Regions from separate parts of the Homo sapiens genome. Here region 2 is linked to region 1. Evidence: chromatin loops called from intact Hi-C (ENCODE). Cell type or tissue: PC-3. All regions are shown on one strand. Links, peaks and the distances in the headings refer to the core of each region. The heading gives the core; the rest is flanking DNA.

Evidence for each region. A loop is a pair of places that touch in the nucleus more often than their neighbours do. Peaks named below come from ENCODE experiments on the same cell type or tissue, not always from the same donor. Only the 100,000 strongest peaks of a DNase experiment are listed, where the experiment ranks them.
Region 2: it touches region 1 in a loop (2.7-fold over the local background); 1 of 110 quality-filtered maps calls a loop at or near these places.

The regions. Positions count from the first base shown.
Region 1 is chr6:9,398,835-9,411,056 of GRCh38, forward strand. No RefSeq gene overlaps it. Among named protein-coding and RNA genes, the nearest start is that of HULC, 750 kb to the left of the region's middle. RefSeq lists an enhancer at 5,984-7,183. In PC-3, for the core only: no CTCF peak of the experiment used is centred there; DNase peaks (open chromatin) are centred at 6,027, 6,727 and 7,107; H3K4me3 peaks cover 1,510 bases; H3K27ac peaks cover 2,099 bases.
Region 2 is chr6:9,133,690-9,145,911 of GRCh38, forward strand. It overlaps LOC107986562 (a long non-coding RNA gene), which reads right to left and starts at 6,709. Exons shown (of 2, transcript XR_001743957.2): 1 at 6,634-6,709. In PC-3, for the core only: no CTCF peak of the experiment used is centred there; DNase peaks (open chromatin) are centred at 6,252 and 6,702; H3K4me3 peaks cover 1,437 bases; H3K27ac peaks cover 1,464 bases.

The sequences.
Region 1 (12,222 bases), core at 5,647-8,146:
ACTTCACTGGGAGGCAGGGTGCCCAGCGAGCGCAGGGTGGGGGCGCGCCCTGGGATGGGTGGGGAGGCTGAGAACTGGCGGAGAGCAGGGCCGTGGCAGCGGGCGGGGCGGAGAGAACCCCCACCCGCACTACAAGGCCTTGAGCACCCGGGCCTTGCGGTTCCTCTGCCGGCTCCCATCCTTCTCCGCCTCTCCTCCTCCTTCCCTCCGAGGACGCTGGGGCTCCATTTGCCGCGCGGCTGGAAAGTCGCCTGCGTGCGCTAATGAGCTCAAGGTGAGCCGCGGCCTGTTGGTTACATTGAAAAACTGTGCGGAGTGACCGGGGCCGGCTGCGTGTGAGCAGAGACTGAAGCCAAGAAATGGGAGCCTTGCCAGGAAGCACGAGTGCCACCGCTGCTTGTGTCATCTTTGTAGTCAGGCGACCAACAGCGGAGAAAGACGCCGGCATTTCCAGGAAAGCGGGCAGCCCCGCGCATCTGCCACCGGCCTACCCAGACTCTGGCTTGGCCTGGCGCGATGTGTTGACAGGCCGGGGATGGTCTACCCACTGCAGACCAAATCTCAGAGGATGGGAAATGTTTTGTGGTTTTAAAAATTCTAAAATAACTTCGGAACAACATAGGGTGCCCTTGACATAAGAAATATGCTAAGAAGGTGTTTTACGAACGCAGTAAATGAATTACTGGTTCACCACTGTGATTTTATTGTGCATATATAGTCGTATTACAAATGATACATATATTCCTTATGAATAATTTTCTAAAGTGAATTGTGTTGATGTATAGATGTAACGGATCAGTTAGCAAAGTGAAAATTGATTTTAATAATTTTTCATCAATTAAAAGTCCACCATGATCATTTTGTATTCAAAAAAGTTAAAATTTTTAAAATATTTCTTTTGTGTGTGGTAGAAACTACCTATCTCTTTTATTTTGTTCTTTGAACTTTTCATCATTAAATGGAAAGCCAGAGTTGTCAAATTATAATAAAATATTAGGCCAAATTCTGTCCACAGAACAGTCTACAAAATTTACATGACTATTGGTCAATATGAGAAATGCATGTATGGTTTAATAATGTTTTTTGGCCCCAAGACAATTTGACATGTGGAGGCATTTTTTTTCCTTCAATTTCTCAAGTGTTTACTTTCAGCACTACTTTTTCTTGGAATATTCATTTCAAAGAGTACTGTGTTTATGGAACGCTCAGGTCCATGCGTGTTTTCTTCTTCATATCCTTGAACATATGTGGAAAGTTCAATAAAATGACTCACTCAGTAAACTGATGAATTGGCTGTTGGCGAACTGGTCATTTGGTTTATCACATATTCAGTAAATAGCCTTTTGGCAAGCCGACTTTTGTTCAACTGGCTTTCAAAACTTTGAATGCACTTAGAAAGCTATAGTGATTGTTAAAAAATGCCAATCCAACCAAATTAAAACAAAATCAATCTCATCTACTAATTTACTATAAAACGGTAATATCTCATCAAATCATGACCCTGGGCTACTGCAAGAACCTTACTCTTCTGACTAAGATGTATATCAGAAACTTACTGAGGCCGTAAATATGCAAGCAATGAAAATTTGAGAGTTTAGCATGGCATAAAACATCTTCTCCATGCCCGGCCTTGCCTGTTCCTGCAACCTTGCTTCTTTCAACTCTTCAACTTGTAGTCTGTCCTCTGGGTAACTGAAATGTAGTAGTTCCCTACAAACATTGTGCAATTTCACACCTCCATGCCTTTGTTTATGCCAGTCTTTCTATCCTGAGGACTCTACCCTTGCGTTCTTTTTTGCCTTCTTATTCTTCATCAATGGGCAACCTGCGCATCCCTTCCTCCTTGAGAAGCCTTGCCGAGTTCCCAAGACTACATTATTTTTTGTTTGTTTTTTCAGCATCAATTGCTTTATTTGTTTCTTAGTTCTGTATAGCATATTTTATTCATAGTAAAATCCTTGGGGTTAAACAGCCAAAGATCAATTTTTAGGTTTATATCTCTCCCATGTAGTTTATTGCCTCAAGCATAGTAGTTTCTCAGTAAATGTTTAGTAACTAGAAATGGAAAAGTTTTAATTCACCTCTCTGACTTAATAAGTTCTCAGAGTTGAACCTAATTGCATTTTAGCTTTGTCTTTTTATTTCTTACCTTTTATCTCTTACTCCTTAAAAAGCAGAGTCAGAAAATAACCATTAAATCAAACGTTCTATGAGGTTGTGTGTTCATGAAACCTTAAAAAAATTATCTCTTCCTTTCTGGTAGAATAAAACTCAATCTTCTCAGTATGATTGTTTTACTGAGAATCTGACAGGAACAAAGGTATAGATCTATCACTTAAAGAATGCTTTATTTGTGGTTGTTTTTTTCTTTCAAAAACAGTTTGCATGAAATGACAACATAAGAATAGCTGACCTAGTTAAGAGAACAAGCTGCTTAAACAATATGGAACCATGTATTTGAATTTAAAATTGCACAACAATAAATCCTTTTAGATATATTAATTGAAATAGATAACCCATTTAGAAAAAAAAGAAGATGACTACTTGGTAACAGATTTTTGTCTGGTTAAAAATCTCATAATAGATGTTTCTCTAATTCAGACTGCCTTTGCTTACAATTCATTATGATCCAGTGGGCTGGAAGGTACCAGTGTTAAGCTATTTCTTTTGTTCATTTTTTGGTGACTTTTCCTCCAAGCTAACTCTTTAGTATTATTTCACTAGTGCTTAGCAGCTCTTCCATAAGAAGAAATTGGAAATATAATCCAGTAAATTGCATTAATTTGGGGATGGGAGCAAGACACACATTTTAAGAAAAAGTTGGCAGAATGAGATGAAAATTTAAAAATTATAATTTTCAGTTAGTCACTCCTTTATTTTGAGCTTGCTGCATTATATGGAATTCTGAAATATGCCTAATTTTAAATGCACATATATCATTTTATCATTGTATTCATTTATTATTTTGTAAAAATCTGTTAACAGTAAGCCTAAAGGCCATACTTAAGCTACCATCCTAAAAAAAATATGAAGAAGCTCATTTGAGTCTTTTAGAAACAACATCAGTCTATTATATACAGCACATATCAACAATACATTTCACTTTCAAACTATCGCATAACCCATCCTGCAGTTATTCATGGATGCGTTTAGAGGAGGTTATTTTCCCCCTGACAAAAATGGGCCATTTTTCCCTGTTTAGCAAAATCTGGAACACAGATCATTATAGTGCTTTTGGCAGCTAATTTGAACATCAGTGACTCAACTTTGAGAAGAGCCTTTTTTCTGCCCTAAAGAATCTCTGAGTTTTCAGACTCCAGTAATTGAAAAATCCCCAAACACTCACTCACAGAGGAGATACACATTACTGCAGGAACAGTCTACAAATTGTAAAGTATTCAATTTACATCCCTAGCACCTCAGGGCAGTTCTGAAGAATTTATATCTTTGGGAACCTTTGAACTAACAAAAGATAACATTTCACAGTAAAGTCTACTTGCATAAAAGTTTTTAACTCCCTTCTTTCCTTTTGCAAAGAAACTACTTCTTTCACTTGCAATTCTAACTAGGAAAAGTTTATATTCACTAAGACGCAACCATAAAAAAGGTCGGACAGAAAATAAAAGAAAGAAAGAAAAAAACTCACAAGATGATGCCTGAATTTATGTTAATCACTCCCAAGCCCCCATGGCATGGTTATTACAACTCTTAGTTTTAAAATAACAAAGCACAAAATGATTTTATTTTTGTGATTGTACTTCAAATTTGAAGAAAAACATGATAAAGGGGTGGATTTTTATTGGATCCTTATTGCTTTTATTGGAACATTAAAATTTGGAGCATCCATGCAGGCAACCCCTTGTCAAAAGGTTCTGATTAACAAATAAAAATTCTTCTCCTTGTTAATTACCACATATACTTCCACAGCCAATGAACCTTAAATGATTCATTTAATTTAAAAAATATGGCTCTATAGTATTTGGTTTTCCTTATTTCCCAGCTTTTGTAAGTGAAGCAGTAAGAAATCTGCAACGGATTAAATTGGACCTATATTTTCTAGGTAGGGAATGGTTTTTCTCCGCCCCTCCCTCTGGCTTTTTTTTTTTCTTTCTTCCTTCCTTTTTTTTTTTTTTTTTTTTTGAGATAGAGTTTCGCTCTTGTTGCCCAGGCTGGAGTGCGATGGCACGATCTCGGCTCACTGCAACCTCCGCCCCCTGGGTTCAAGCGATTCTCCTGCCTCAGCCTACTGAGTAGCTGGGATTAGAGGCACGTGACACCACACCTGGCTAATTTTTGTATTTTTAGTAGAGATGGGGTTTCGCCATGTTGGTCAGGCTGGTCTCAAACTCCTGACCTCAGGTGATCTGCCCACCTCGGCCTCCCAAAGTGCTGGGATTACAGGCGTGAGCCACTGCGCCTGGCCTCCTCTGGCTTTTTGATCAGAGATGATTTCTGGCAGAGTAATTACTAATCTTCTGACATCTGTGGCTCAGCCCAGTTTTAGCATTTGGATTGAAAATACAAAAAGCAAAGGAAAAACCCTCTATGAGACGCTCTCTAAATTTTTTAATGAGCGTATTCATTATCAATACTATAAGTATTGTAAAAATAAGGAAATGTAACGATAAGGAAACAGTTTAAATGCAATAGTCTGATAAGCTTTTTTTTTTTTTTTTAGGTTAAAACTTGATCAATGTTTCTGTTAACTAATAATCTAGGAATCAACAATCTCATAAAACTGGTTTATTCAGCCCAGAAAATTAGGCAATCCATCATGACTGATTTGCTCACATTTCCGTCTGCAAATAAGTGAGATGGAAACTTTAAAACCAATAAGATAATGCACTTTACAAATTCAACTGAGAGAGATGGATAAACTAAGATGCCACTGGCATCAGTTACAAAAAAAAAAATCTGTCGTGTTTCCAATTATTTGAGCAGATTTTTGTATCCCAATTTGCTGCCAGCCTGGCTGCATCTAGCCCCCTCCTCCTGTTTTCTCAAACCAAATCATCAGGTCTTAAATCAGAACGAGCTCATCATATCATCCTATGAAAGGCCATCAGGGGATAAAGGACACCAGATGTTATATGAGTTTTCTTTTAGGCTTTCATTTCAGCCTTCCTGCATTCCCCATGCTGCTTTTTACTTGTCAGAAACTAAAATGTGCTTTGATAGATAACAACCCTATTTTCTTCACTGGCTGAGCTTAGAGAATACCATTAAGTATTGATATCTAGGGTGCTTAACTAGGGAATGCAATCACAGCAGTGCCAAAATTGGGGTTCTGTTGTATTATTGTACATGCCAAGATTTTTGAAAAACTCAAAATTAATTTTGTTTTCCCGAGGAAAAAAATACATAGTTTTAGTTGTGGGAGATGAAAGGAAGGGGAATCAAGGCGAGTCCTTATTAGTATCTCTGCTTCCTCCTGCAGATATTAGCACACATCCCGGAGTCCAAATAACCCTGCCAAGCCGAGCAGAGGTAGATTTTTGAAATGGAATGATGGCCCCAACTGCCAAAGCAAATTATTAAAATGCTCTATACTTTGAGAGCTTAGCATTTGCCTAACTTTGGGTTTGTTAACAAAGGACAAAAAAAAAAAAAAAAAAAAAGAGCTCTTCCATAATCTGTAGAGTCTCAGACATGCTGTCGTCCTGTTTACTGATGATAACAACTCGTTGACACATGGCAAACTACAGCATCTTGATTCACTTATGGGGCGGTTCAAGGTCAGCCACATACTAGTTACAAGAATATAGCCACATTATGTGATTTGATTCAAGAGACTAGCTCACTCTTCTCTGGTTTCCAATGAAATGATTTTTTAAAAGGACTTTCATAGCCATGGCAGTGTATGTGTTGTAAAGGGATTATGCACAAATCCTACTTGTGGCTAGCGTGTGCTCCTCCTGGGAGGTAGATAGATAAAAGTTACAATGAATGAGAATAGGTGTTTACCTACAATGACCTTAGGTCATGTAAGTGGAGGAAAACCTTGAATCGTGTTTTATAGGAAATATCACTGTCCTTAATCAGAGGTGGTTCCTTTCTCTCCTCCAGGGAACATTTGGCAATGTCTGGGATTGTTTTTGATTGCCGCGACTGGGGGACTGATGGGGAGGAGTGGATTCCTGGCATCTAATGAGTAGAAGCTAGGGATGCTGCCAAGCATCCTGCAACGCACAGAACAGCCCCAGCCCAACAATTATTCAGCCTCAAATGCTAGTAGTGGTTGAGAAACCTCGGCATAAAAGATGAAAACAGTAAAATGAGCACTAATGTCAAACGCTGGGAGAATAAGAGAGGGGAGGAGGTGCCAGAAGTGGTCAGCACTGTCCATTCAAAGAAAACTGGGGAGTGAGCGAATGCTAGAGTCCTTTCACGTGGTTCCTGGAGGTGCAACAGGATTCAACCTAAAGAAACTTCCAGGGCTGCCTACCCCACTTACAACCTTCTGCACGCAGTGGCCAGAAATTATTAAAAAGTATCCGGTAATATTAATCCGTATGATAAAAAGGTACCCTGCTGTTCAGATTAAACCTTGCAATGGTCCATGACCCAGAGACTACCAAAATGGTGCATCATGGCTACTAGGTAAATGTTCCTTTAATGAACAAAAGAATAATTGGATTTTAATTGAATGAATAAACAAATGAGCTATTTCTGGATGTCCGCACTTGGAGAGGTTTACTGACTCTTTCTTAGTCACTAAACCCAGCAGGAGTGGCTTAATGACTCATACCTTAGGGATTTTAAGGGAGGGATGCAGACCTCAGAGCTTCTGATATGCACGGAAGCATCCAGCTCACCTGTCTTCTCTTAACCCCATTAAATTAATTCTCCGCGTTGCAGCCGTATCGCTGCCTAAAAATATTCATCATAGCACCCATTCCTACAGGCTACAGTTTAATTATTTAGTATTGTGTTCAATACCATCCTTGATCCCAAATTAACCCCCTCTTCTTTCATGTTTTGCTACCTTCCATCACCTGTTTAATGCTCTGATCATTTCCTGCCCCCATGTGTTTCATCCTTCCATACCTTTCCTCCTATTGTTCTGTTGGCCTTCGATAAAAACCTCCATTTACGCTTCAGGTTAACTCCCACTCCCACTCCAATGAGATAATCATCTCCACTGGGCAGTGTCCATGGAAACCTTTGTTTAGACTAAATATCTTATTTTCCTGTTCTCTTTCAGCGTCTTTAAACGTCATCATGATAGCGTCATCATTAAGTTGATGGTATTACGGTGATTTTCAAACTGTGCTGAGTTGTTCATTTCGTTCAGGCTCCATAGCATGTGACAATGACAGAGAGAAGTAAATGGAATTCTGAGTCTGACCTCTCTTCAAATGTGGAAACTTTGCTTTCATCAGTTTTAGATAGGATTACCCATGTAAGACATGATTTAAAGAAAGTTATCTGCAGCAACATCAATGAAGAGTAACAAAACAACTGAAAATATTATAATATGATTTTTAAATTATCTGCCTGTGGTACTTTTATAAAGTCTGCAATGCCATGCACCAAACATAATGCTTAGAAATAAAACGTAGGTGTTGAACTGAATAGATTTTACCCACCAAAAGCACTGAATTAATGGTAGGTAATGATAATAATAATATTTTTTATTCTAAGTATTCAAAGTCAATGTTTTTATATGTAGCAAATGATCACTAAATAACATGTATATATGTGTGTGTGCATATGTGTGTAAATATAGAAAGTTATATATTGCATATTTAACTTTCTCTAAATGTAGATATAAATGTGTATATATGTACACATATACTGATATGTACACTTATCATCTCCCTACAAAAATACTTCTTTATTCGAAATTGTAAAATGATGCTGAATCTTCAAATCCTGCTCCCCATTTGCATTTCGTTAAGGAATTTCAGGATTTACTTACAAAACCACATTCTGAAAAGTGGTTTGTAAGTGTTGTTGCACGTGAGAATTCAACGTAATTATCTATTGTCATCAGAATAGACATGAAGGATTATGAGAAGTTCTTTTTGTCATGAAGCCCATGCTGATCCCATATCACATGGGGATCAATCTGCAAATCAGTCATCGACAGGGGAGATGAGATTTATTGATTGTACAACCTGAGCAGCTCTAAATATGCAAGTGTCACCATTGGAAATGAAGACAATGGCTTGAAGGCAACCTGGGACCATCATTCACACAATTTGAGTGGATTTTCATAAAGGGAATCTGAGACTGCGGCTGGTTAATACATGGCTAAGTAGGCTATGGCTCAAATTATGAAAAACTGACAAGCAATTTATAAGTTAAATCGTAAATATCCAAAGTCCAGGACCTTGTGTTTTAAGAAACAAAAATGTGTGACTGTCTAAGCAAGAGATACTGGACAAAAATTTCTATGATATCAGAACTCATCATCCTAAAATAGAATTCAGGGAAAAATTAAATGGATTTTTAAAAATCAGTTAACACAATGTATTACTTATTAAATTCTTTCATGGAGCAAATAGAAGACTAATTTCTCTGGAGCCATTCATGCCCCCAAAAGTTATAATTAAAGACACAAATTGAATGATTTTAATAATGATGAACGTTCACCTTTTTAGTGCTTAGGTATGGTAATATGATAGTCACAGAAGGACTCCATCTTCCATTTTCATTTAACTTTCTCTCCTGGGATTTATAAGGGCACTTTTTCTCATTTATTTATTTATGGACATTAAAATATCAGGAGCTGAGTGGCTGCTTTTTAAAGATTGAATTAGTCTCAACTACTCAAAAAAGCATAGCAGGGTTTTGAGACCACGGAAGGCTTTCTGAATTTCCCAGTGTGCACATCTAGGAATATTTACCTCTTCATATCTTTCCAGTTATACAGGGTCCTGCCAAGAACAAGGATTTGCACGTATATTGGCGCACTGCCTCTGTTGTTTTCCTTTTCGCAGAATACAATTAGTGATCAGTGATGCCTTTATAGAAAGCACTCATAACAGAAAAGTGAAATCAAAAATGTTCTTGAAAGATGGAGGCAAAAAAAATGCAGTATTAAAACTTGCTGGAGAATAAGCAACCTCTGCAAGCTGGTTGGTCAGAATATTTGTATTTTCGTATCATTTAGGAAAATCCTATTATGGCTTTAGCTACAGAAACATCCCTGGTGTGCAAGATAGAGGCAGTTCATAAAACACGCAGCATTTTCAGCCGGAAAATAGGGCAACCTATTGCTTTCTGTAGATGGCTGTTACACCCCAGTTCCCATCAATAGAACATAATCTCATTGCAGCAGGCAATACTTGATATCAACGAAACACCAGTTTTCTAGGTACATGCGACTATTCTTACCTAAAAGACAAAAAGATTCTATTTCTGCAATGACCAGTATCTTCAGAACATAGTTAATAAAACAAGGTAGTCAAACAAAGAGGTACAGTAGTTAAACACAGGTACGCAGAGAATTCTACCACCCTTCCACCCTTTTTCTTTGCTCTTCAATCTCTCTCTGTCTCTTTCCTGCATAAACTGTCAATTCTCCAAATGCTACTACAAAATGATTTCAGTCAGTGTCAGTGTCAGCTGACTCAATAATTGATAGCCCGATCATTAGATGCTAAATCAGATGACTGTTTCCAAAATGCCTTCTCACTACTAGAGTAGGGGGAAATCTATGTGCATTTGCCTCTTGATCAGGATAATTTCCCCAAAGAATGGGCTAGATGCCAAGTTGCAAAGGCCTGTTTGCATCTAGGACTGGGTAGGCCACACACCCAATTTAGCCAATCTTTAGCCATGCAAAATAAAATAAGTTTTGCTGTGCTGATGTCACAATGATTAAAATATAATAAGCTAATGAGATTACAATAGCTGATTGTGAACAAGACCAATTGTGTTAATTGGAAGCTCCTGAATGGCAATTTTAGCTGCTGCTGAGTTTTGAAATATAATCAGTTTTACTAATTTTATCTGATTTCTTAATGAAGCTTGCCCTGAGCAATTGTTCTATGTGTTCTTTAGCAAACAGTGTGTGTCATAACTGCTGACATTCATCTTGATTACTTTAGTTAAAATAAATAGTTATACTTGGGCGGCTTTCAGAGAATACATCATAGTAGATGTAATGCTGGAAAGCAATGGGCTCTTGGTTTTTTTCTTTGTTTGGCTACATTTTATTTGCTTCATTCCAACCATGAAGATTTTCTTTGGTGTTACCAGATCTTTCCCAGAGTCTTGGTGTATGAATCAAGCAGAGATACTATTTGTTGTTTTGTAATATTCCTCCATCAATAAGTGGAGTAAATTCCTTCATCAATTTACAGGAATAAAGATAAGATTGGCACTGAGGAGAAGGTAACAGACTTTTGTGTTGGCAACACACAGATTATACCATCAAAACCATCCACCAACATTAATGGCTGAGGCTGCAAGAGAGCGAGCACTCAAGTTATTTGTTTTCACAGAGGATTAATATACATTGGATGGCTCCTCCAAGCTTTTTGAGTGTATTGGAAGACTGCCACGCCATACAGCCAGTTATAAAAGACTGAGAATGCTAAGAGAAAATAAAGTTTGGGGAAACCAAAAATGCCATTTGAGTAAGTTAAAAAAAAACATCTTTCATGGTGTTGATTTTTTTACTCACAATCTTTCAACATCTGCAATTAGGATTGTATATTTAGATTATTTAGTGCTTGTGAGCAAAGATTAAATGGATTTTTACAGGAATAAGCTAGGGGATAGGATAAAAGCTTTTGGAATCCTATGGAACATCTAAAACAAGATAATACATATTAAAACATCATGAAAGAGTTTTTTTTAATTAAGTGATTGCACAAGCAAGGGTATTATACCATTCCCCCCAGCCACATGAACAGTTAAAAACATTTTTATTGAGTTGCAACATTGCTTACAGGTAGGCATGTAAATTGCACACATCTTGTGTACTGCTCAATTCATTTTTATGTACGCATATATCCATGAACCACCGAGACTGAGATCAAGAGCTAGAACATTTCTCATACTCCAGATTCACTTGATAATTATTTTATCTTTGTTGGTGTTTCTTTTACCTACGGTTATACAATAAATTAATAAATGTCTCCATTTCTTATGTGGTCCTTGGCTCAGTTTAATATTGAGGCTATTCTAGGCTTGTACCTTAGGGGTTTCTAAGCTCTTCTTTTTCTGCCCTCTGGAACAGTGTGCATAAGTTATGGATTATCTATTTCTTGAAATTCTGATACATACAAAGAGTATTTAAAAACCCACCTGGGCCCATCTATTTTGTTGCTCTGCATTTCCATGATCATTTATATTTATTTACCTATCTTCCTAGAAAATTCTCTGTTGTATCTAACTTTCAAATTACAAGTATGTATTTATTATTCAAAGAATTCTCATACCTATTTCCTTTTTTATAAAGCTTTCTGTTTTGATATAATTTCAAACTTGCAGAAAACTTGCAAGAATAAGAAAAGGAACTCTCATGTACTCTTCACCATTCACTATTACCATTCACGATTTATTTACACTTTGCCTTACCACTTGCTTTACTGTTCTCTCTCATACTGTCTCCCTGGATAAAAACATAGATAGGTAGATAGATAGATAAAACATATTTCTCAACTATTTGAAAGCAAGTTAAAGATATCATGTCCCTTTACCCCTAAATACTTCAGTCTGCATATGCTAAGAACAAAGAATATTTTCTCACATAACCACAGTACAGTTATCATTATCAGGAAATTTAACAATAATAAAATACCATTATCTAATGTACCATTCATATTTAGGTTTTATCAATCATCTCAATAATGTCCTTTATAGCTACATTTTTTTTACTAGTTCAAGATCAAGGCCACGATTATGCATTTAGTTTAGCAATATCTCTTTAATCAACTTTAATCTGAAATACTTCCTCTGTCTTTGTTTTTTTTATTTTGTAGAATGCTACTCAGATTAGGTTTGTCTGATGTTTTGTCATAATTGAATTCAGATTATGCATTTTTAGTAGAAATACATCAAACATGTTTTCTTTTTATCTCATTTTATTAGAAAGTGCATGCTGTCAGTTAATCCAAATATTAGTGATGTAATATTTGGAGACTGAATTAATGTGGGATCAACTTAGGTCTTTATATTGTAAAGTTAATATTCCCTGTTATTAATAAGTAAGTTACTGAGAGATACTGTGAGCCTATGTAAACATCTTGTTCCTTAACAAATTTG
Region 2 (12,222 bases), core at 4,732-7,231, 270 kb before region 1:
TAATTTTCTATTTCAGTGACCTTATTGATAGAAGAGAGAATTACAGAATTTCTGAAGTCAAATTTTTTGATCTAGGGCAGCATATGGTAATGACACTGTATTCTGGATATATGTAAACTACTCATTAGAAATGAAAACAAAAGTCTCAGAAAAGAAGTGTTGACTTGATCAAAGTCCCTAAGATAGTAAATAATTGAGTCTAGGAGGCTTAAAACCAGATGTATCTTATGCCAAAGCCCATGGCATGCTTTCCCATCCCAACTCGATCCTATCTCAGTTTTGTTTGGCTCTAATCATCATTAATATATTTCCTTGGTAACCAAGAGTTAAAATGACATGGACAGTCTCCCTTACGTTTCCCATTAGTTCAAATTATTAAATGATGCTTAGAACTAAATTGAGTATAAGGGTTTCCTTATTATTCTTCAACTTCCTGATTCATGAAACTGCAGAAAAAATAAGAATGTTTTAGGTGTTCTACTTTTAGAAGAATGAAAAGAAACAGTGACCCAACAGTTGAATACTACTGTGACCATAAATTGCCTTTATGCCAGATTTTCATCTGTATCAGGAAAATATTACCCATAATCTCATTTGACAAGATAATCTCTGAGCTACCTCCATACCAAAATCATTTGTATTGTCTTTTGATCTTTTGATCTTTACCCCATTGCCTTTTAATGTGCATTCTATGTTAAATGATTTTACATAAATGATTATAATTTCTTGACATAGGGATTTTTTCTGCTTTCAGGTCTATTTATTCTCTTTTCTTCAAATAAGGCATTTTTTTTTCTGTCATCAGCCATAGTTCATCCTTATCTTATCTCATCTGAAGTATTCTGGGGTCTTGTTCAGCTTTTTCCACTAAAATTCAAAATAACTTATTTATTCTCTATGAATTTATATAGACACTTTCTGTAGTGTTAGGTATGAATCCCAATTCTTAACCTTCATGATCCTTGGAAAATTTCTGTGTATTCTCTACGTACTTCTTTGCCTTAAAGGTTTCTCAGGAAGGGTAGTGCACACCTGTAATCCCAGCTACTCTGGCGGCTGAGGCAGGTGAATCACTTGAACCCAGGAGGCGGAGGCTGCAGTGAGCCGAGATCGTGCCACTTCATTCCAGCCTGGGTGACAGAGTGAGACTCACTCTGTTGGCCAGGATGATCTTGAACTCTTGACCTCAAGTGATCCACCTGCCTCGGACTTCCAAAGTGCTGGGATTACAGGCATAAGCCACTGTGCCCGGCCCAGTCCTCTTTTATATATGTATTAATATATACATTCTTCCTATTGACTACAAATTAATCTTTTTTAAAAAGTTCTGTCTTGGACCATTTTCTCAATCCTTGCCAAGAATTCTTCATTCTCTCTAACAGTTCAAGATAAAGAGAGACTCATTGTATGAGTCTGTTCTCACACTGCTCTAAAGAACTGCCCAAGACTGGGTAATTTATTATTATTTTTTTTTTTTTTTTGAGACGGAGTCTCGCTCTGTCGCTCAGGCTGGAGTGCAGTGGCACGATCTCGGCTCACTGCAAGCTCCGCCTCCTGGGTTTACGCCATTCTCCTGCCTCAGCCTCCTGAGTAGCTGGGACTACAGGCGCCGCCACCGCCCCTGGCTAATTTTTTGTATTTTTAGTAGAGATGGGGTTTCACCGTGTTAGCCAGGATGGTCTTGATCTCCTGACCTTGTGATCTGCCAGCCTCGGTCTCCCAAAGTGCTGGGATTACAGGCTTGAGCCACCGCTCCCGGCCTAGACTGGGTAATTTATAAAGAAAAAATTTCCTGAGGCCTCCATATCGCTGAGAAGACCTCAGGAAACTCACAATCATGGAAGAAGGGGAAGCAGGCATGTCTTACATGGCAGCAGGTGAGAGAGAGCAAGAAGAGGGAACTTAAAACCATCAGCTCTCATGAGAACTCCCTCAATATCACCAGAACAGCCTGGGGGAAACCACCCCCATTATCCAATCACCTCCCACCAGGTCCCTTCCTTGACACATGGGAATTATGAGGATTACAATTGGAGATGAGATTTGGGTGGGGACACAGAGCCAAACCATATCACTCTTGTCTCAAATCCTTCTCCTTCAACAGGAAAACTCCTTTAATTTCACTATGCATGTACCTGAAAGACAATCAAAGTATGTTCCTTGCTTGCAGTAACTGCAAAACTAGATTCCTTGCCGTGCCAGGAATCTAGTTTTAGTATTCCAGCTTTTAAAATATAAAGACAGATTCTAATTCCTTTTAGCTCTATCTGAAAGCTTCTCCTTGCAGCTATCACTTACTTCTGGGCAACTATTCAGTGTGGAGACCCCTAAGAAGTCTGTCTCAATGCCAGCTATTCTGCTCCCTAATAGACCTGGCTTCTGTGCTAAAGTGTTAGATTTTACCACTGATCAGTTCATCAACACTGAGTGTTTCAATCTAGTGTCCATGTATTGAGACACCGTGGAGATCTGTGCCTAAAATACTTACTGTTACCATTGGAAAAAGCAAAAGAAAGGAAGATTCTATCTGTATTTAGAGGCTCTTGGCATTTCAACACAACAAGGAGTGCCTGTGGAAAGCCTGCAGTTGCATTCTTCCTGTCAATATTTATATAATGCCAAGGTTCAGCCTTATAGAGAAGAACTCTCTTGTGCAATTCAAGATAGAAAGGGCCATGAAGAGCTTCCCTAAAGGCTCTCTTAACTTTCTATTCTGTGGTATAAACACAAGCCTTAGGATATTTTTATTCTACTATTTTCAAAACTTCTCACCCAAGGGAGCCAGCCAGGCCTGCAGTGACAGGAGAGTATGGGTGGTGACAGCCTAGGATTATCATTTCCGTGGTACTATTTGGGCTACTTGACAGCACAGTTGGGGACCAGAGACAACCTTGTTGAATTTATGGGTTCTGTTTTGGTTTTGACCAAAAGTTAAAAACCACAGGGCTGTGTGTGTGTGTGTGTGTGTGTGTGTGTGTGTACATCTGTGTGTGTAAAACATGAATCATTGAGAATGGTGAAACAATCCAGAGTAGAATGTTCCAGTTGTTTGCATATCTATTTTTCATAAAAACCACAGACATTTTGATGTGTATGCCTTGAATTAATGCAGAAACCAATGGCCTACATGTGAAGACACCAGCTCCAGAGAAGAGATTCACATTTGGCATATGATGGATGGAAGGAAGGACTGTGATGACAAAGGGACCAGGAGATATTTCTTATTCTTCCAGCATAATCTCTAAACCAGAAGCTTATTCCCATAGAATTTTCCAGTGAGGAAGGGTTAAGAATACTTGGGAAAATGAGGGTAAAAGATGAGCTAAATATTACCTTGTAGAAACAGTTCTTTGGGAATCGTTTATGAAGAAAATATTTTTCAATCTCGAATCATTCCATGTAGATAGTTATCGATTTATCAACTTTTTCTGTTAATGATGTTACTAATGATATAATTTAAAGACCTGAAGTTAATGGTGATATAATTTAAAGTCATGCTTTTATTTAAATGAAATCAATTTTTATCAGGATGAGAAGAAAGTCTTTAATAAAATGTATACTATGGGGTAAAATGGCAAAATGGCAATTTATTTTTCTCTCTTCTCTCTTTCTTTCCTGGATAGCCTGTGCCTGGGCCCCTACTTAGCACCAAATAAAGCCAGGGCGCAGATAACCCTATAATATTCATGACCTCTGCTGTTTTTTGCATGTCCCCTCCGGGGCCCATATTGAAATTTAATTGCCATTGTGATGGTAGTAAGAGGTGGGCCCATTATGGGATGATTAGAACATGCAGGCTCCATCCTCATGAATGGATTAATGTCATCACTGAGGGAGTGAGTTAGTTATCTCAGGAGGGGGTTCCTGAGTAAAAGTGAGTTAGCCCTCTCATGCCCATTCTTGCTCTTCTGCTCTCTTGTCCTTCCACCTCCTACCATGGGATGATGTAGTAAGGAGGCCCTCACCAGATGCCACTCTTTGACCTTGGGCTTCCCAGCCTTCAGAAGTGGAAAAAATTAAATTTATTTTCCATATAAATGACCCAGTCTGTGGTATTCTGTTACTGCAGCACAAAGTGAACTAAGACACCCTCTATTCTCAGTCTACTCACATGTGCCGCTCACACCTCATCACCTCACCTATTCCAGCTCTTCCTGCCTTCACACCTTGCAAAGCCTTTATTTAATCCATGGTTTGGCTTCACCCTCAGACCTATTACAGAGACAGTTATTGTATTTGTCTTTGACCTCAGTCTCCTTCCTTTCAAGCCTGGCTGAAGCTTTAACATCTGTCATTCTGGTGCCCTGAGTATGGAGCTCACTTATTGTAGCCCAGGTTATTATAACCATCAAATATGCATGCTCATTTGGTTTGCTCCAGGAGCTAGTGGAGAATCTAAACAAAATTCTTCTGATACAGCAGGAGCAAACTTAGAACAAGGGCGTTGAGGTCCTGCAAGGTATCCTCGTTATTCAAGTATTTTCAGTTACTACAATCAATTCACCAGTTTATTCTTTCTTGGTAACCTTTGGTCTCCAAATGTTTATATAGCCTTTCTGCAGACAATGCTGAACATCTAAATTTGATTGAGCCTAAACATATTTTCAGAGATTCTATTCCTTTCTCCCTCATGAAAACCTTCACCATGTTCCCTGGAAGGTTGGTGTCCTTGGGCAGGGTGCAATAAACCATGGGAGCCTCTTAAAAGTGTTACTCATGAAATCATCATTGCCTTTGCTGTTTTGGACCAAGAACCCAGTTTAGTGTCCCCCAAAGACCCTGCTCTGTTCTTTCCTCTTTACCTGTTCATAATCTTTTTTAACTTTCACAGGCTAGATCTTATGAAAAATAACTCTTTTCCCTGGTTGCTTCTTCCTCTGAGTTTCTGCATTTCTGCTGGTTGGCTTTACATGTTAATATTCATCACATATAACTTAATATTGCCTTCTGTTGTTTCAGCATATACATTACTTCCCCAACTAAATTTTAAGCTCCCTGAAGGAAAGAATTGTGCCTTTTTATTTTTTAGACATTCTTTACAGTAACTTATGCTGTAGCACACATACATTACCAAATAGCAAAATATCATCAGTGAGTATAAATTATGATATTAAGAATAGACTTAAAACCACCATATAAGCAGTTTTAGGGAAAAAATACATAATTGGGGTATTCATGCATTTTGAAGCCTATTAAAATATAAATGCAGAATATAGTCAGTCAATCATGGTATTCTCTATAAAGCACACTTAGGAAAGGGAAAATTCATAGCAGGAATAGTGATGTGTTTAACAAACAGGCATCAGTGTATTGAATGCTGCCAAACCCAATCCATTGCTCAACAGAATGACTATAAATAAGACAGCACAGAGGAGGAGAGTTAGAGATGAAATGGGCAATGAGGTGGAAGGAGTCGCAGCTGTTTCTTTTCATTCATTCATTGAATTCTCTGTAAATATTGGTATGGCTTGCAAAGTGGTAAACAGCATTTCTGTAAATTAGAATGACTGCTCATATCCTGGCAAGAATATCAGGGGTCTGAGTATCAGGCAAAGCAGACGATGACATCATACACGGCATGAGCTTCCCCTCGGCTTCTCCAAATGCTCCTAATTCATTTGCTCCGTAACATTTGAATATATATTTTAGCTGAGCCAACTTTTTTACCAGGAAAGTATTCAGTGCTTGTTTTAGATTCATTTTCCTGCAGCTTGCATTTTGCCATATGCATTGGGACTTGTTTACACTTTTATTTTAAGGTTTGTTCTGTTTCTGATTTTGTTTCGCACTGAAGTTCCGAATAGACAGATGTCTATTAGAAGAATTGAAATGACATATCAGAGTTTTAATGCCGTCGTTCTTGTATTTGCATATTTAATTACTTGCATCGCATTTTATTAGTATATTTTCTGATGAGGAATTCTCAGTAATTAATTTCACCTGGAATGGTATGCGGGTGTATGAAAAATTACACTTGGCCACTTGCAGAGACCAGCTGTGTATTAGAAATATCTGGTCCCCATCTGCAGGATTAAAAAAAGTGAGAGAAAACAGCTGATTGTAAAAAACAGTCACTTTACCTTGTGCCCTGAAGGTATTATTATTATTGGCAGATATCCTTTATTACTCAGCCTATATTCTGGACATTAACTCAGAAGTTTACTCTGAGCATCATTCAGTGGGATGACTTGACTTTGCATCATTTTGGTTTTAATTTGTAGTCCTGCTAATGTGATTGGGTTCCACCCGTATGCGTGCACTCGCTGCCTTCAATTCCAGCCTGACTCACACACAGCCAACTTCATTTGGACCACAAATTGTTTTGGCCTAGCTGGCAGCGGAAACCCAAAACAAAAATCTGGGAGAGTAGGGATATCATGTTAAAAGATAACCCTCAGGGTCAAACGTGGCCTCTTAGAAATGCAACCAAATCCTGTAGCAGCGCTCCAGTACACACGTGCATGTTTTTATTTTCTCTTTTTCTCTCTGTCTTGCTATGTATTTCTATGTGGATTCTTTGTCTGCCCTGACAACAGATGGTGTTTTAATAAAGTCCGGTAGGAATATTACTGTGAGTAAACAATGCAGCGCATGCCAATTCCATAATTGCTGGGTACTGATTCAGCCTCTTACCTGCTGCATCCAAATTGGGAGGGAACCAACTGTGCTTGCACCTACCGGCAGCAGCCCGCTCGCCTGCAGCTGTGGTGTGCTTCAGCAGCTAGCCTCACCACGGAAGGTAAATTGCGGCTCCTGTCATGTGTCTTGGCACCGGGTCTAGGGAATGCTGCCATCTGGCTTGTCATCAAACATGGTCATTGAATCTCTCAGAGATAAAATGGCTTTTTAAAAATCTTGCTGTTTTTTTAAAAATTGACACACATAAAATGTATTATCTTTCTCTTTACAGGCATGGTATATTCTAAAATAAGTGTTTGAGCTTATTTGAGCAATAGCTTCCAGAGTGTTGTTTTTCCTCACTGATTCCCACGCTCAAAGGGATTTATAGTCTAAACCTATTATATGTTAATGGAAAATTTAAATTCATCGGATCTGGCCAAGAAATGCAAGCTCTCATTTATATGTCTCATTGGGGAAGGGCAAAAAGTTAGGTTAACTCTCTGAATAATTTTAGTTTGTTTTTCATTGTATAGAAACATGTCCTTAACTCTTTTACTCAAAAAAGAGGGCAGGTGAAGCAAATAAAGATTGTAATCCAAATGTACGATATTTGTCCCCTCCCCATAGTCCCCTCAAACTACCTGCTAAATAGAAGTCTCCAGGAAAATCAAAGTGGCTTTGGCAGCCAGAAAGAGAAAGTCAGTGCTTACTCATTTTGTAAGAAGGCCAGCAGCATGTGATGTTTATCCAAGGATCATATTTTAAGTGACATCCAGTTTCTTCAAATACTGCCATTTTCAACAGAGTGCTCTAAACACTTTTGGTAGTGCCTACAATTATAAAAGCAAACAAAAAGCAAAATGAACTGCAGAAACAGCAGCGTAGCCTTCACAGTAGAGAAAGGTTAACGTCTGCTGGCTGACATATTCAGAGAAAAGCCTCTTGTTGCCCGGTTTGTCTGTTCAAGTAAATAAAATATATTAAACTGATAGGACACCAAACTGCTAGAGTTCATGCCAATTTTTTCTTTTCAGTAAAGGCTGCCAACTCCCCAGCTAGACTGATGGTTACATGAAATGCTAGTATTGCATCATTTTCCCTTCCATCGATTTTTAGATAGAATGATCCTGTTTTTGAATATTTTGAGAAGAATCTGAAACAAATGCAAAAACAGACAAAAATAATACACTGAAAACTCTTACACATTACCCATTCCTAACAAGTGCTCGTCCAAAGTTCCCCATCCATACCTCCTTCCTGGTTTATTTGAAACAAATTCTATCCATCCTGTCAATTTAACTGTAAACATTTCTTTATCTTTTTTTTTTAAAAGTCACAGATCTTTTTTGTCCCTTTCTGTAACTTTCTGTTTTAGCATTACTTCAAAGAAAATGTGTAATAGTATGAGGAACACCCTTTTAACCAAAATTTGCTAATGTTTTATATGTGCTTTGTCTATTTTTGTCTCTTTATATATAGTTTCAAACAAATGCATACTTTTTCAGAATCATTTGAGTGTATAGTAGGTTTCTGTTGCTACAGTAACACATAACTCAGAAACTCAAATACTGCATGCTTTCACTTATAAGTGGGAGCTAAGCAATGGCTACACGTGGACATAAAATTGGCAAAAATAGATCTTGGGAACTCCAAAAGTGAGGAGCCTGGGAGAGGCCGAGGGTTAAAAAAATTATGTACTTGGTACAATGTTCACTATTTGGGTGATGGGTGTGCTAGAAGCCCAAACCTCACCATTATGTAATATATCCATGTAACAAGCCTGCACATGTACCTCTGAATCTAAAATTTTAAAAAATTAAAAATAAAATGTACATGGAAAGGAAAGTAAAAAAAAACCCCACAAATTCCTTAACATTCTAGAATTCAGAAATCCGAAATGAGATTTCTGGGGCTAAAAAAATGTATCAGCAGGTCTTCTGGAGAGTCTGGGAGAATCTGCTCCCTGCCCCTTCCACGTTCTAGAGGCTGCCTCAATCCTCTGGTTTCTCAAGGTTGCCTGGATTCCTTGACTTGCAGCCCCTTCCATCTTCCAAGCCAGCATTTGCATCACTTTGAAATCAGCCTCTGCTCTAATCTCCTAGTCTCTGCCTCTGCTTCTCTTGCTTCCCTCTTGCTTTTTTTCTAAGAACCTTGTGATTACATTGGGCCCACCATGATAATCAAGGATAATTTCTTCATTTTTCGATTTTTAATTGCATCTGCAAAGTCCCTTTTGCAAACATAGAAAATATGTTTGCAGGTTCCAGGATTCAGATATCTTCCAGGGAGAAGGAGATACTGTGCACACTCCATCTCTAGTGTTTCCGAGAGTGCTTCCTAAGAATGATGACTTTCTCTTACACAACCACAGCAAAATAAGTCAAAATTAGAAAATTACCTAACCTGCACTGCATAATCTGATTTCATCAATTATCTCAGGAACTTTTTTTATCCAACACCACTCAAAATCCAGGATCCTAGACTATGTTTAATTGTCATGTTTCTTTGGTCTACTTTAATCTAAATGAGATTCTTAGTCTTCTTTTTGTCATTTATTTTGACATTTAGAAGGCAATAGGCCTGTTAGTTCATAAAATGTTCCACCATATCTATTTGTCTATTTTTTATGATTGAATTCAGATTATGACTTTTTGGCAGATGGGATGGTTAAATTTTATGTGTCAACTTGGCTAGGCTATGGTCCACATTTGTCAGGTCAAATGCTAATCTAGAGGTTGCTGTGAAAATAGTGTGTAGATGTGGTGAACATCTAGAATCAGTTGACTTTTAGACAAAGTGAGAACCCTCAATAATATGAGTGGACCTCATCCAAACAGTGAAGGCCTAAAAGCAAAAGGATTCCCTAAGGATTCCCTTAAAACTGTAATGTAGAAACCCTACCTGAGTTTCCAGCCTGCCAGCGTGCCCTACAGATTTGGATTTTCCAGCCCCACAACCACATAAGCCAGTTCCTTAGAATACATCTCTTTGTATAAATATACCCTGTTGGTCCTGTTTCTCTGGAGAACCCTGAATGATGCAGTAGGTGTGGCAGAGAAGTGACACTGGCCCTAATCAGTGCATTCTAATAGGAGGTACATAATGTCAGTTTGTCTCGGTACTGAAGATACTGACCTTGATTACTTGGTTATATAGTCTAAGCCGTACGTGTTGGAAATTGAAACTAATAAAGCAAATGGCATCTTTACTGTGAAGTTACACAAATGTTCTTTTTGGTAAATACTAAGTAATTTTAGAGTGGTTTTTTTTTTTTCAGATTGTGTACATCTAGAGCTCTTTGTTAAAACTTTCCTTGCTAGTTTTGGCATCCATTGATTATTTTCAACTCCATCATTTCTTCCACGTTAGTTGAAATTTCACCATAAGCAAGAGCTTTCCCTTCTCCTCCATTAAGTAATTTAATCATTTATTGATAATATGTATAAATTTCTGTATCCTTATTTTTTTCTATAGTTATAATTGATATCTTATGGCAAGCTCACTTACTCATGAGAACCACGTTTAGGCAACTCTTCTTAAATCTGTGTGAATTGTCATAATGTTGGTAGCTTAAAATCAACCATAATGGAGTATTTACAATATAGAAATAGCAAATACTGCCAACCAGAGCTTCTTTATTTTTCCATTATGGAGAGCCAGTTTACTAGCATACCATAGTATATAATCCATTACTATCAATATTTATTTATTTATTTTTCTGTGACAGTCTTGCTCTGTCGCCCAGGCTGGAGTGCAGTGCTGCGATCTTGGCTCACTGCAAGCTCTGCCCCTCCAGGTTTTAAGCAATTCTCTGCCTCAGCCTCTGGAGTAGCTGGGATTACAGGTGCCCGCCACCACGCCCAGCTAATTTTTTTGTATTTTTAGTAGAGATGGGGTTTCACCATCTTGGCCAGGCTGGTCTTGAACTCCTGACTTCATGGTCCACATGCCTCGGCCTCCCAAAGTGCTGGGATTACAGGCGTGAGCCACCGCGCCCAACCCGATATTTATTTTTATGAGCAAAATGTTTGAGATTTGATCAGTAGGAACTCCATCAAACTGTATCCTATGTTATCTTGACATAGCTGCATCATTCATCATTCTTTGAGCGCTTTGTGATTTTCTGGCTCAATACGATGTTCTAGGATGATCTTGTACTTTCCCCATACTAGCTCTAAAATCATTTCTTATTCCAAGGAAATCTGTTTTCTTTTCATGGAGAATCATGTTTAGAAACCACAGTGAGTGCTAGTTCTTTGACAATGATTCCTAGGAGTGGAATTGCTGGGTCATAGTGTTTGAATAGATTTAGCTTTAAATGAGCAATTTTTTCCAAAAGTAGCTGTACCATATTCTCTCTTCTGGTCCATATAAAATAATAGGGACTGGATGTATCCTCAGATACTGAACAACAAGCTAAATTGGACAAAGTATGTGAAATGAGGGATTAAAACATTGGACAGCTGGTAGTACAGGTTGGTGATGCCTGAAAGAAAGAAAACAAGTAAGAATGATGATCTCTACTCATCAGATTACTGTCTAAAGGATAGGTATCTAAAGGCATCCTCAAGTACTAATGCAATATGGGAGCAGCAGAAGAGTTGAGCTGAGAGAATTCATCACCAGAAGACTGGGCTGAAGGCCTCACTGGGTTGAGGAGGAGATCAGAGTGCAAGATAAAGCACCTGAAAGGAGGGCACTGTACAGAGAGAAACCTTCAATGACATGCAAAGAGATCCCCAGAGTCTTTGCTGAACACTGACGTACATACATGTGTGAGGAAACAATCTGAGTCTGAGAAAAGAACCACCAAAGGAGAGAATGCTGAACAGCCTCTGTGGCTCACACAGGACTGTGAAGAGTTTGTATTCCCATCAGTCGGAGTGAAAAGACCTCATCACACATGGGGTTTCAAGTGGAATTCTCACAAGCTTATCAATAATAAATAAATAATAAAGTTATTTTAGCAGTGGGGCTAAATTACCCTGGGTAAAGACTTCTCTGAACGTACCTTAATGATGCTTAAAAACAAAGCTTTGAAAGGATTTAACTAGTGCAAAATAATTTAACTGCACACTAAAACAAGATCCAACATTTCTTAAAGGAATGTAACAAAACCCAGTACCTTGCAATGTAAAATGTAAAATGTCCAACATCCAATAAAAAATTACTTGGTATGTGTGATGGTTAATACTGAATGTCAACTTGATTGGATTGAAGGATGCAATATTGATCCTGGGTGTGTCTGTAAGGGTGTTGCCAAAGGAGATTAACATTTCAGTCAGTGGGCTTGGGACAGCAGTCCCATCCTTAATTGGGTGGGCACCATCTAATCAGCCACCTGGGAATATAAAGCAAGCAGAAAAATGGGAAGCAATGAGACTGGCCTAGCCTCCCAGCCTACATCTTTCTCCCTTGCTGGATGCTTCCTGCCCTAAAACACTGGACTCCAAGTTCTTCAGTTTTGGGACTCGGACTGGCTCTCGTTGCTCCTCAGTTTGCAGACAGCCTATTGTGGGCTCTTGTGATCATGTAAGTTAATACTTACTAAACTCCCCTTTATATAGATAGATATAGATATATATCTATAGATAGAGATAG